2 separate regions of the Homo sapiens genome follow, and region 1 is linked to region 2. The links are chromatin contacts, found by Hi-C in ENCODE. All regions are on one chromosome and are shown on one strand. Each heading gives the region's core, a stretch centred on a gene start or an enhancer-like site at or near the end of the contact. The rest is flanking DNA. Distances are from core to core; before and after follow the strand shown. Region 1 holds the start of ZNF416 (zinc finger protein 416). Region 2 holds the start of ZNF470 (zinc finger protein 470).

Region 1 (4,808 bases), core at 1,840-4,339, 1.0 Mb after region 2:
CAAAGTTCTCCAGCATCACATCGCGGTACAGGAGCCTCTGAGCCTCATCAAGGAGCCCCCATTCTTCCTGGGAGAAGTAAATGGCCACGTCCTCAAAGGTCACACAGCCCTGCCATGATGGGGATAGATCTTTCCATGATCAGATTCTCTCCTAGGACCCCAAGTTCATGCCCCCCACACATCCTTTCCCTGCTTATCCCCATACCTAAGCCCCACCTCAGAGGAGATACCAAGACCTGGTGGCACTGATTCCTGCCCTCTCCTCATGGTCCCATCATCACTGTGTCTTCCCACAGCACCAACAGGCAGGTGGGCCAGGAAATGCCATTTTAAACTCTGGGTCTAGCATATAGGGCTGGATTTTGTCTTGTCAGACAGTTCTCCTGGGGTTTCCAAAATTATGCCACTCACATACAAACAATGATGAGGTTTGCCATCATTCTTATATCCTCAATGCCATGGCCATGGGTTGTTCAGTTCACACTTCCTCTCCATATGCACATCACTCTTTGAAGCACACACTCTCTCAAACAATCTCACTCCCACGGCTATTTCCACCCTGTTGCCCCACACCATAGGCATCTCTCTGGCATCCCCACGATAGTTGGAATGCAACATTCAGAAAGTGCTTGGCAAACTGAAATGAGGTCCGGTGCCACTCAGGCTGAATGGTCCCCACTGCCAAAGGCAGCCCTTCAGAGACCCTGCTCTGAAGGCCTCCCTGCCTGACTCTGTCCCTTTCTACATCCTCAGTCACCCAGAAATACCTGGGGATCTGACACCGATGGCCCTCTTGCACTAGCGCTGCACTTGATGTCCTCTCTTAAGTCACAGCCTTCCTCTCCTGCTAACCCTCATTCAAAGTCTGCCCCAGGGGACCCCCACACCTCAGGCCCAATAACTCCCAGATGACCACCTGTGCCCCTCAACTTATCCACCTCCCTGAAATTCCTGACACCTCAAGGGTTGCCACAAAACCCTGGTAGATATATCCAGAGTGCTGAGTAAGCACTAGTTCTGGTCTCAGTGTCATCTTGTCTCAATTACTTCCAAGCATTGATCTCATGCCCACTCTTCTCCTAGATCCTTGGCCACTTGCCAGATCATCCTTGCTCTCACACCCTACCATAGCCACCTCTCTCCCATACCTGTCTTTGTGATTCCCACCATGACCAACCATGTCCCCAAGCAGGAGAGCCAGTAGTGACCCCCAACCTTCCTTCCCTGGGCTGGTAATAGCATTACCAAAGTGATCACGATTCCACCTCCTAATTGTGTCCCAAGCTATACCCCTAGGCAAGTAGTGGCCACCACCTTTTAAATGTCTCTATCCTGAATCCCTCAACACAGTTCTAGTCCTGTAGGATAAACTATCCACTTCATGTCTAAACTAACTGTTCTTTGAAACATCTCAGACTCTAAAAGATGTCCCATTGGGCCATGTTCAGATGATTTTTATTAAAAAATTTTAAAAATAAAGATGGTCCATATCAAAATTTCTGATTATCTCTAGAGATAACTGACTCTACTACCAACTTTACAATCCTCGCTAGTGGAGCTTCCATATTTCCAGCTGCTAAACCCAAACACCTTGCTTTTACCCCTAAATCCTACTTTTCTATCTCAAAATCCAGGCTTCCCTACTTAAAAAAACTGATCTAAAATCCAACTACCACCTCCACAGCCACCACACAAGTCCAGCCACCAGTAACACTCACCTGGACTACTGCAGCAGCCTTCTTCACTATCTTCCTATCTCATACCTCACACTCAGCCTGTTCTCTCAGCTTGGCCACACACAGGGAACCTGATGAGACCTGGATCAGATCACATACCTCCTCTGCCCCCAAACTGTCATTGCTCATCACACACTCCAGAAGAAACACCCGACAACTGACAGCCATTTTTTGTCTGATTCCTGCATCCCAGCTTTCAGTTCCCATGAGAAAGAAAACAGCTGTAGTTTCCTAAACCAGCTCAGCCTGACCTTCAAGCACTTGCTCATCTGGTATCTAAGCCTGAGACAACGTTCCACACCTTACTTTACTGGTTCCCAGCAATAGGAACCATTCTATACCAGCTTCCAGCCTGGATGTATGACCCTGGGACTGATGTTTGTTCAGGATTCCTAGAACCAAGGACCCAAAGAGTGCCAAGAGAAGAGTCCCAGAACACAATCTCAGAGACAAACACTGGGGTCAGCATCAGTGAGGGCCCGAAACACTCTCCACTCACCTGTGTAAAGCCCATAAGTTTAGCTTCTGCAGTCACGGGAACCTGCGGGAAGAGGAAGGCTATGAGAGGCAGGTAACTATGGTGGAAGCTCCATGGGCTGATGCCTCCTTGTTTCCCTGCGCAGCCCTGGAGCCAGGTGACTTGGTGATGACTAAATTATTATTGCTCCTCAGTTCCGTGTGACTCTTACCTGCTGTGGGACCTTGCACAAGGACTCAACTTCCCTGTGCCTCGGTGTTATCCCCCTTCCAGGCTGTTCCAACTCTGAGTAACTTTAGAAAAAATTTGAAAAGTCTAACTCAGACCATGTGCCTCGTCTGTTCACAACCACCCATGGCTCTCAGCGTCTTGAAAAGAAAGAGCCTCATTTTACCATTCGGGCGTGAACGTTACTGGCTCAATCGTCCCAGCAAGATTCACAGAAACCGGCCCCTCCGCCTGCCACACCCTCCACAGCCCACGACACCAGGCTTGTAAATGGGAGCCCCACCCGCGAGGGCCTCATAGTCCTGGACTCTAGGGTCGGGCTGCAGGGACGCAAGCAGGCGCCCCTCATGCAGGGTGTTGGATTTCCGGCGGAGAGGGCAGGTGAGGCCCGGGAGACGCAGCACTCACCGAAGTCGAATCCCTAAGCACGGCCGCCGCCATCGGATTGTGAGCGGAGCGGGGCCGGGAGCGGCGGGCGACCCGGGGCGGGAACCCAGGCACGGCTGCCACCAGCGCCAGCGACCCACCGGCTGATGCGCAGCGGGGCGACCCCCGCTCTGTGCCGGAGGCAGCGTTTCTAACTCAGGCGGCGTGGGCCGAGGTAGAGAACCACCAAAATTACCATCTCGGAGCGGTGCCGGAAGTCCCGCCTTACCGTATGCAACAAACGGAGACAGGTCCGTTCCTGAACGTTGATTGGCTCCGCGTCTTTGCAGCTTGGCGCTCGGCATTATGGGTAATGTAGTTCTCAGAAGCCCAGGGTTCCGGTGCCCTCCCTGAGATTCACCCGGAACAAGGGCTAAGCGGCCCGCGGAGGGCGCTAGGAAAAGGCGCGACACCAAGAGCGAGACAGGGACTTGCTGCTCCTTAAAGGGGCCGCTGGCCGATTTCCGCAGTCCCATACCCACTGAAGGGAGTGTCTGGGTTAAGATAAGAGGTTGTAGAGACCAAGGTTCTTATTAAGCAGATGAAGCTTTCACGCAGCAGGCTTCAGAGGGAATAGATTGTAAATGTTTCCTATCAGACTTTGAAAGGTGCCAGACTCTTAATTCTTTCCTGGACCATGAAAATAAAAAAACCCTGGAGAGGAAAGGGGATTCTCAGCAAAATGCAGATTCCACAAGACACACCTTTGCAGGGCCTCTTCAAAATATGTCAAATAAATAAAGTTTAGAGTAAAATACTTCAATTCCTTTCAGGGCCTGCTATCTGTCATGTAATGCTATACTACAATCAGGCTGGAATTCACTGTCTTATTGCTACAAGAAGTCTTAAAATCTCTGTTTTAATGTTAATGCTGGTCAGTTGTGCCTGAATTCCAAGGGGAGGAGGGCAAGTCTGACCCTCACTTCCCATCACGTCCTGAACTAGTTTTTCAGATTAACTTTGGAATGCCCTTGGCCAAGAGGAAGGATGCATTCAGATGGTTGGGGGGCTGGGAATTTTATTTTTGGTTTACACTTCTCATGCCTCTTGGAATCTCTGAACCACATACAACGGCCATTTGTTGAGTAAAAGCTTCCAATGCAGGAAACTGTCTCTTTCAGCCTCATGCTATACACCATTAAAACAGTAATTACTGGCAATAAGACTGGGCTTTCTTAAACATACAGGATCTCACAGACCATAAGCCTATGATCCTTCATACCAGCTGCCCATAATACTTTTGGTTTTGGAAGCAGCACCCCATAACCTCAGCATGGCTACCAAGGCCTCCTTAAGACAGGGTAGAATGAATAAGATCTAGTATTTGATAGCACAGTAGAGAGACTACAGTCAACAGTAATTTATTGTACATTAAAAACAACTAAAAGAGTATTATAACTAGAATGTTTGTAACACAAAGAAATGATAAATGCTTGTGTACCCTGATATGATTATTACACATTGTATGCCTGTATCACAATATCTCACGTATCCCATAAATATACATACATACTATGTACTCATAAAACTAAAAATTTTAAAAGACAGATAAATGGCAAGCAGGTAGATGAAAACATGCTTAACATCATTGATCACTATAAAAATGCAAATCAAAACTACAATGAGATATCATCTCACTCTAGTTAAAATGACTTTTATGCAAAAGACAGGGAATAATGAATGCTGGCCAGGACAGAGAGGAAAGGGAAACTTCATACGCTGTTGGTGGGAGTGTAAATTAGTAAAGCCACTATGGGGAACAGTTTGGAGGTTCCCCACAGAAGTAAAAATAGAATTACCATATGATACAGTTTACACCACCCAGAAAAGAAATCAGTATATCTAATAGAGATCTGCACTCCCATGTTTATTGCATCACTATTCACAACAGCCAAGATTTGGAAGCTACCTAACTGTCCATAGATAAATGGATAAAGAAA
Region 2 (5,051 bases), core at 2,552-5,051:
TTCTTGTTTTTGGCATTGTTTGCCACCTACAGAGGCTAAGAATTTTCAAAATCCTAATGTCCTCTTTGTTAACAGTTATTCCCTCAATTTATATCTCTTCTTTTGCATGTTTCTGTAAGCAGCAAGAAAACAACAGCAACAGGACATTCAGCACATTCCTTGAAAATCTTAGCTACGTCACCCAGTTCTTCTTCCTGCATTAGCTGCAAATAACAGGCTGCTAAACTTTCTGCCATTACATAACAAGGACCCTCTTTCCTCCAGTTTTTAATGGAGTATTTCTCACTATCCTTTTAGCCTTCACCAGCACTTAAGACCCAAAATTTCTGGACAGTCCCTTTTCTATACAAGTATTGGACAAACTCCAAGCATCCCAACAAAGGCTTTAGCATTACCTGTCTCAGTGAGACAAGAGTTGGAGATTGAGTTCAACACAGTGAACTGCCTACTAAAAACAAAATTCAGACGGACTTTTTGTCTGTAGAGACAACAGAGTCTCTACAGTGTGTTACTCATAGAGTAAGAATTATTAGATATGTGAAAACATAAGCCACATTCAAGAGAAGAAAGCAATACAAATCCTTAAACACTGGTATTAGCAAACAAGAATGATAAAGCCCCTATTATAATTATTCTGAATGACATAAAGGAAAATGCTATTAATGGATGAGCAGATGGGAATTTCAGCAAATGAGTAAATCAGTTTGAAAATGGGAATTCTAAAACTAAGAAATACAATGTTTGAAAGTAAAAATCCACTGGATAGGTTTAACAGGAAATTTGAGGTGGCAGAATAGTTAATGAAGTTGAATATAGATAGAAATTATTTAATCTGAAACAAAAAGGATTGAAAGAAATTAAAAGGACTGAATAGTGCTGGTGATAATGTCAAAAGGTGACTTGTGATAATGCTTTGTGTTCTCTGATCTTCCTAGATCTGTGGTTTGGTGTTTGTTTTCTTGCTTTTAGAGACAAGGTCTTGCTTTGTTGCCCAGGAGGGAGTGCAGTGGCAGGATAATGGCTTGCTCAAGCAATCCTCCCACCTCAGCTTCTCGAGTAGTTGGGACTACAATTACACAGCACCACACCCGGCTAATTTTTGTATTTTTTTAAAGATGGGGTCTCACTATGTTGCCCAGGCTGGTCTCAATCTCCTGGGCTCAAGCAATCCTCCCACTTTGGCCCCCCAAAGTGCTGGTATGTATCACAGGCATGAGCCACCACACTGGCCTGGTGTCCTGTCATTAATTTTAGAAAATTCTCAGTCATTATTCAAATATTTTCTCTCCTTTCTCTCTTCCCCTCCTGGTATTCCAGTTACGCATATATTTCACCTTCTGTAATTGTCCCATGGTTCTTGGATATTCTGTTCTTTTTCTTTTTTCATTCTTTTTTTTTCCTCTTTGTATTTCAGTTTGGGAAATTTCTATTAACATATCTTCAAGCTCACCCATTCATTTCTCAGAGTGTCTTAGTCTGAGGGGCTCACTAAAGGTAATCTTCATGTCTGTTACAATGGTTTTCAATTGCTAGGATTTCCTTTTGATTCCTTCTTACAGTTTGCATCTCTCTGCTTACATTACCCATCTGTTCTTGCATGTTGTCTACTTTTTCCAAGATGCTTCTCCTTCTGTGGGCTTCCCTAAGAACTCCTTCTTAAATAGAGTCTGTGCCTTGCAGTTTTCTCTGTTGTAATCTACTGTTATTGACCAGAGCCCCATTAGTGTGGCAGTGAGGTACAGTGGGGAGGGAAGCATTCTATAATCTTATTATTAAATACTATTTTTCTAGTGGGCTTGAGGCCTTGGACTGTGATCTTCAGAAGCACTTCTTAGCCTTTCAAAAATCCTGCCTTACTGAGACAGACAGGCTATAGAGGGACTGGAGCTGGCCAATTGCCTCTCCCCAAGGTCCAACAAGACTCTAGTAAGTAGTTTTTCTTGGAGTGCAGGTGTTTATTATGGAAAATGTGGTGCTTACTTTTCTCCTCCCCTTGCCCAAAAACCTGAGATTTTTCCCCATTCTTCACTGAGAGAATTTGATAGGGTTTCTGGAGGTAAAATTCACGAAAGTGTGGGGGCCCATCTAAGATTGGGCCCCTAGGAGTTTTTAACTCACAAGTTAGCCCACACTAAGCCTCCAGCAATTCATCAAAATTATAAAAAATAAAAGTTTTTACCAGTTTATAACTCCAGTGGCTTCTGCTTCAAGTAAGCTAATCTTGGCTGTAATTTTATGTATTTTTCTTTCTCGGGATTTTGGGGTGTCAGTTACCTTTCTATCTTCAGTTCTCTGATGGATCTAAGAAAAGTTGATTTTCAGTTTGTTGAATGATTTTGTTGTTGTGAAGATGGGAATGAAGGCTTCCGAGCTCTTTATATGCCAGAGCTAAAATGAGAATATTATCATTTTCATCCAACTCAAATAACCACAAACGTTACAAGCTCTAAGATGATATTTGCTGTTTCATAGTTAAAGTATCTTCACAGCTAGACTTGGCTTTATTATGTTGTTTATGATGTCTGACATAAATTGGATCCAGGAGAGTCCAGTCTAGATGTCACTGTGTGGCCTTGGGTGATTGAGTGTGACTGGGAGGGTGAGTTAGTTTCTGGTGAGCCAGTATCTATGATGCTGTATCTTGGTCAGCTGGGGCTGCTATAACAAAATATCATAGACTAAGTGACTTGACTAAGAGACTTTATTTTTCACAATTCTGGAGGCTGGGAAGTTAAAGTGCTGGCACATTCAGTTCTTGGTGAGGGCCCCGTTGGCTTGCAAATGGGTTACATCCTGCTGTGTCCTCACATGGCCTTTGCTTGGTGGTTGTGTAAACATGGAGACCCCTCCTTCCTCTTTTTTAATAAGTGCACTGACCCCATCATAAGGGTATCACCCTTATGACCTAATCTAAAACCAGTTACCTCCCCAAAGTCCCACCTCCTAACGTCATCACACTAGGGGTTAGGGTTTCACCATAGTAATTTTGGGAGGACATATTCAGCCTATAACATGTTGTGTCATGGTGAGACTGGCAATGCTAGATTTCGTGATTTCCTAAAAAATAAAATAAAAATAAAAAACTAAGCACCTACTATGTGCTGTTTTAGTCACTGAGAATATAACCCTGAACAGGACGGAAGCTGTGTGCCTTCTTGGAACCCTCCTTCCAGCAGGGAGAGATAAAATGGGGTGGGGGGAGGTGAGGGGCGTACCGTATATCAGAGAGCAGTAACTAGTAGGCATGAAATAAAACAGGTTCCACACGCGCACCATCAGAAAGTCACAAGTGTGCAAAGCAGACAAATCCCAATCTCCTCACTTTTCTATCGCGTAGGCCCCGCCCGCGCCCCAAGCCCCGCCCTGTCATGGTTTTCCTCTCCAGAGGGTAGCCGCTACGCCTTACCGACTGCGTTTCAGTGCTGTCCCACTGCTCCTGCACACCCCACGCCTGCGACCCTACCCACCACGGACAGGCGCTCCTGCGAGCTGGAAGCCAGTTCTCTGCGTCCTGAGCCTGGCAGCTGCATCTGAACACTCGGAGCCTGGCGATGGCTTCCAGAAACCCCTGCGCCGTGGGTCGCTTCAGTGAAGGGGCCTGTACTTCGGCGACCCAGACTCCGGGCTGAGAGGCCTCCTAATCCAACCAGGAGGACCAGGAGAGGCCCAAAAGGGGACACAGGGCAGTGACCGCCAGGCTTGGAGAGGAGCCGCTCCTGGCAAAGCCAGCGCCCTATTTCTGAACGCCGCCTCCGTTCCGGACTACACTTCCCAGGGGCTATTGCAGCGGAGGACACGCCCACTTCCGGAAAGGACCCAAAGCCGGGCGAGTGCACGTCCCGCCGGTTGCTGAGGAGAAGGGAGGTCTGGGCGGGGCAGCGGCCGAGGCTGGACTGGGGCGCGGCGGGGGCGGTGTCCTGGTTCCTGTGTGGGCGGCGGGCGTGAGCGTGCGCGTGTGGCCTGGTGGCTGTGAGTGCCCATACGTGGTGAGCGTGCGGTGCTGTGCTGAGGAGGGGCGAGCGCGCGCGGGGATGGCGGCCCGGTGTGTGACTGTCCGGTGCGTGGCCGCGAATCTGCGCCTGCGTGCATGGCCCGGCGGCGTGCGGAAGGCGGTGTGTGTTGGAATGAGTGAAGCACTTTAAGTGGCCAAGAGCAGGAAACCCGGCCGGAGGAGGCTTACCCCGTTCTCCCCTGTATCGACTGCGTAGAGCCCAGTGTGGGCAAAGTCCTAGAGCCCGGGGAAGTTGCCCGGGCGGGGCAGCCTCGGCTGAAGCATTTCCTGTCAGCCCTATCTGGAAGGGGCAGAGCCCAGGACAGGGCTCCATGTCCACAGGACGGCGAGGAGCGAAGACCATGGGGACTGAGTACACAGGTAAGAGTGACAGATGACGGATGTGGCTGCCGGAGTGGACATTGAGGTTTTGGGTGCTGTCTTTCGGGGTTCAGGTGCTGGAGGAGGATGTCCCCCGTTTCTAAGGCTAGTGGACCTGGAAGTCGAAAGATTTGGAGGGTCACCTTGGGTCAGAGTGGAGCTGGGTTTAGTTAGGGAGGGACCTTGACTTGGCCAGAGACACCTAACCAGATAACCTGACTCAGGTCCTTGGTATATCACTAAGGGCCCATGGGAGAGAACACTACCCGTAATATTACCCATTATAGCATTACTTCTGGGTACTCTGCTGCTGTTGAAGGAATAGCTCAGCATTTAGATTTTTACCCGTCAGAGCCTTGTCCCATCTATCACTGTAGGATTTGGGAAGAAGGCGAGATTCACAGCTTCACCCAGAAATGCCGAGGCATTCCAGCCTTTCTATGGCTTAATCACGTTCTAGTCAATAACGGAAGATATCCCCATTCCTTGGGCTTCTCTCCCTCCCCTCTGGCCTCCCACTCCAATAAAGAGAAAGGGGGAGGAAGGGCTATTTTTAGCCATATTGTTCTGTGCTTGTTTAGTTTCCTGCATGCTATAGTAATAGCTAATGTTTAATGAGTGTTTATTATGTGCCAGACACAGTTCTAAGACCTTTTGGGAGTATCAGCACCAAACTTCA

The links. A loop is a pair of places that touch in the nucleus more often than their neighbours do. Pooled maps may share reads with other maps.
Region 1: a loop to region 2 is called in a pooled map, with 9 times the contacts of the local background. The contact joins the promoter of ZNF416 here to the promoter of ZNF470 in region 2. A Hi-C loop is called at or near these places in 7 of 50 pooled maps.

Annotation. Positions count from the first base shown.
Region 1 is chr19:57,575,822-57,580,629 of GRCh38, forward strand. ZNF416 (zinc finger protein 416) reads right to left here and starts at 3,090. Exons shown (of 4, transcript NM_017879.3): 1 at 2,851-3,090; 2 at 2,236-2,277; 3 at 1-109. The coding sequence starts at 2,883. RefSeq lists a silencer at 2,780-2,999.
Region 2 is chr19:56,563,667-56,568,717 of GRCh38, forward strand. ZNF470 (zinc finger protein 470) reads left to right here and starts at 3,802. Exons shown (of 6, transcript NM_001001668.4): 1 at 3,802-4,372. It overlaps ZNF470-DT (ZNF470 divergent transcript), which reads right to left and starts at 4,355. Exons shown (of 2, transcript XM_047439806.1): 1 at 3,407-4,355. The coding sequence starts at 4,355. The coding sequence ends at 3,417. RefSeq lists enhancers at 3,482-3,531, 3,542-3,751, 4,132-4,241.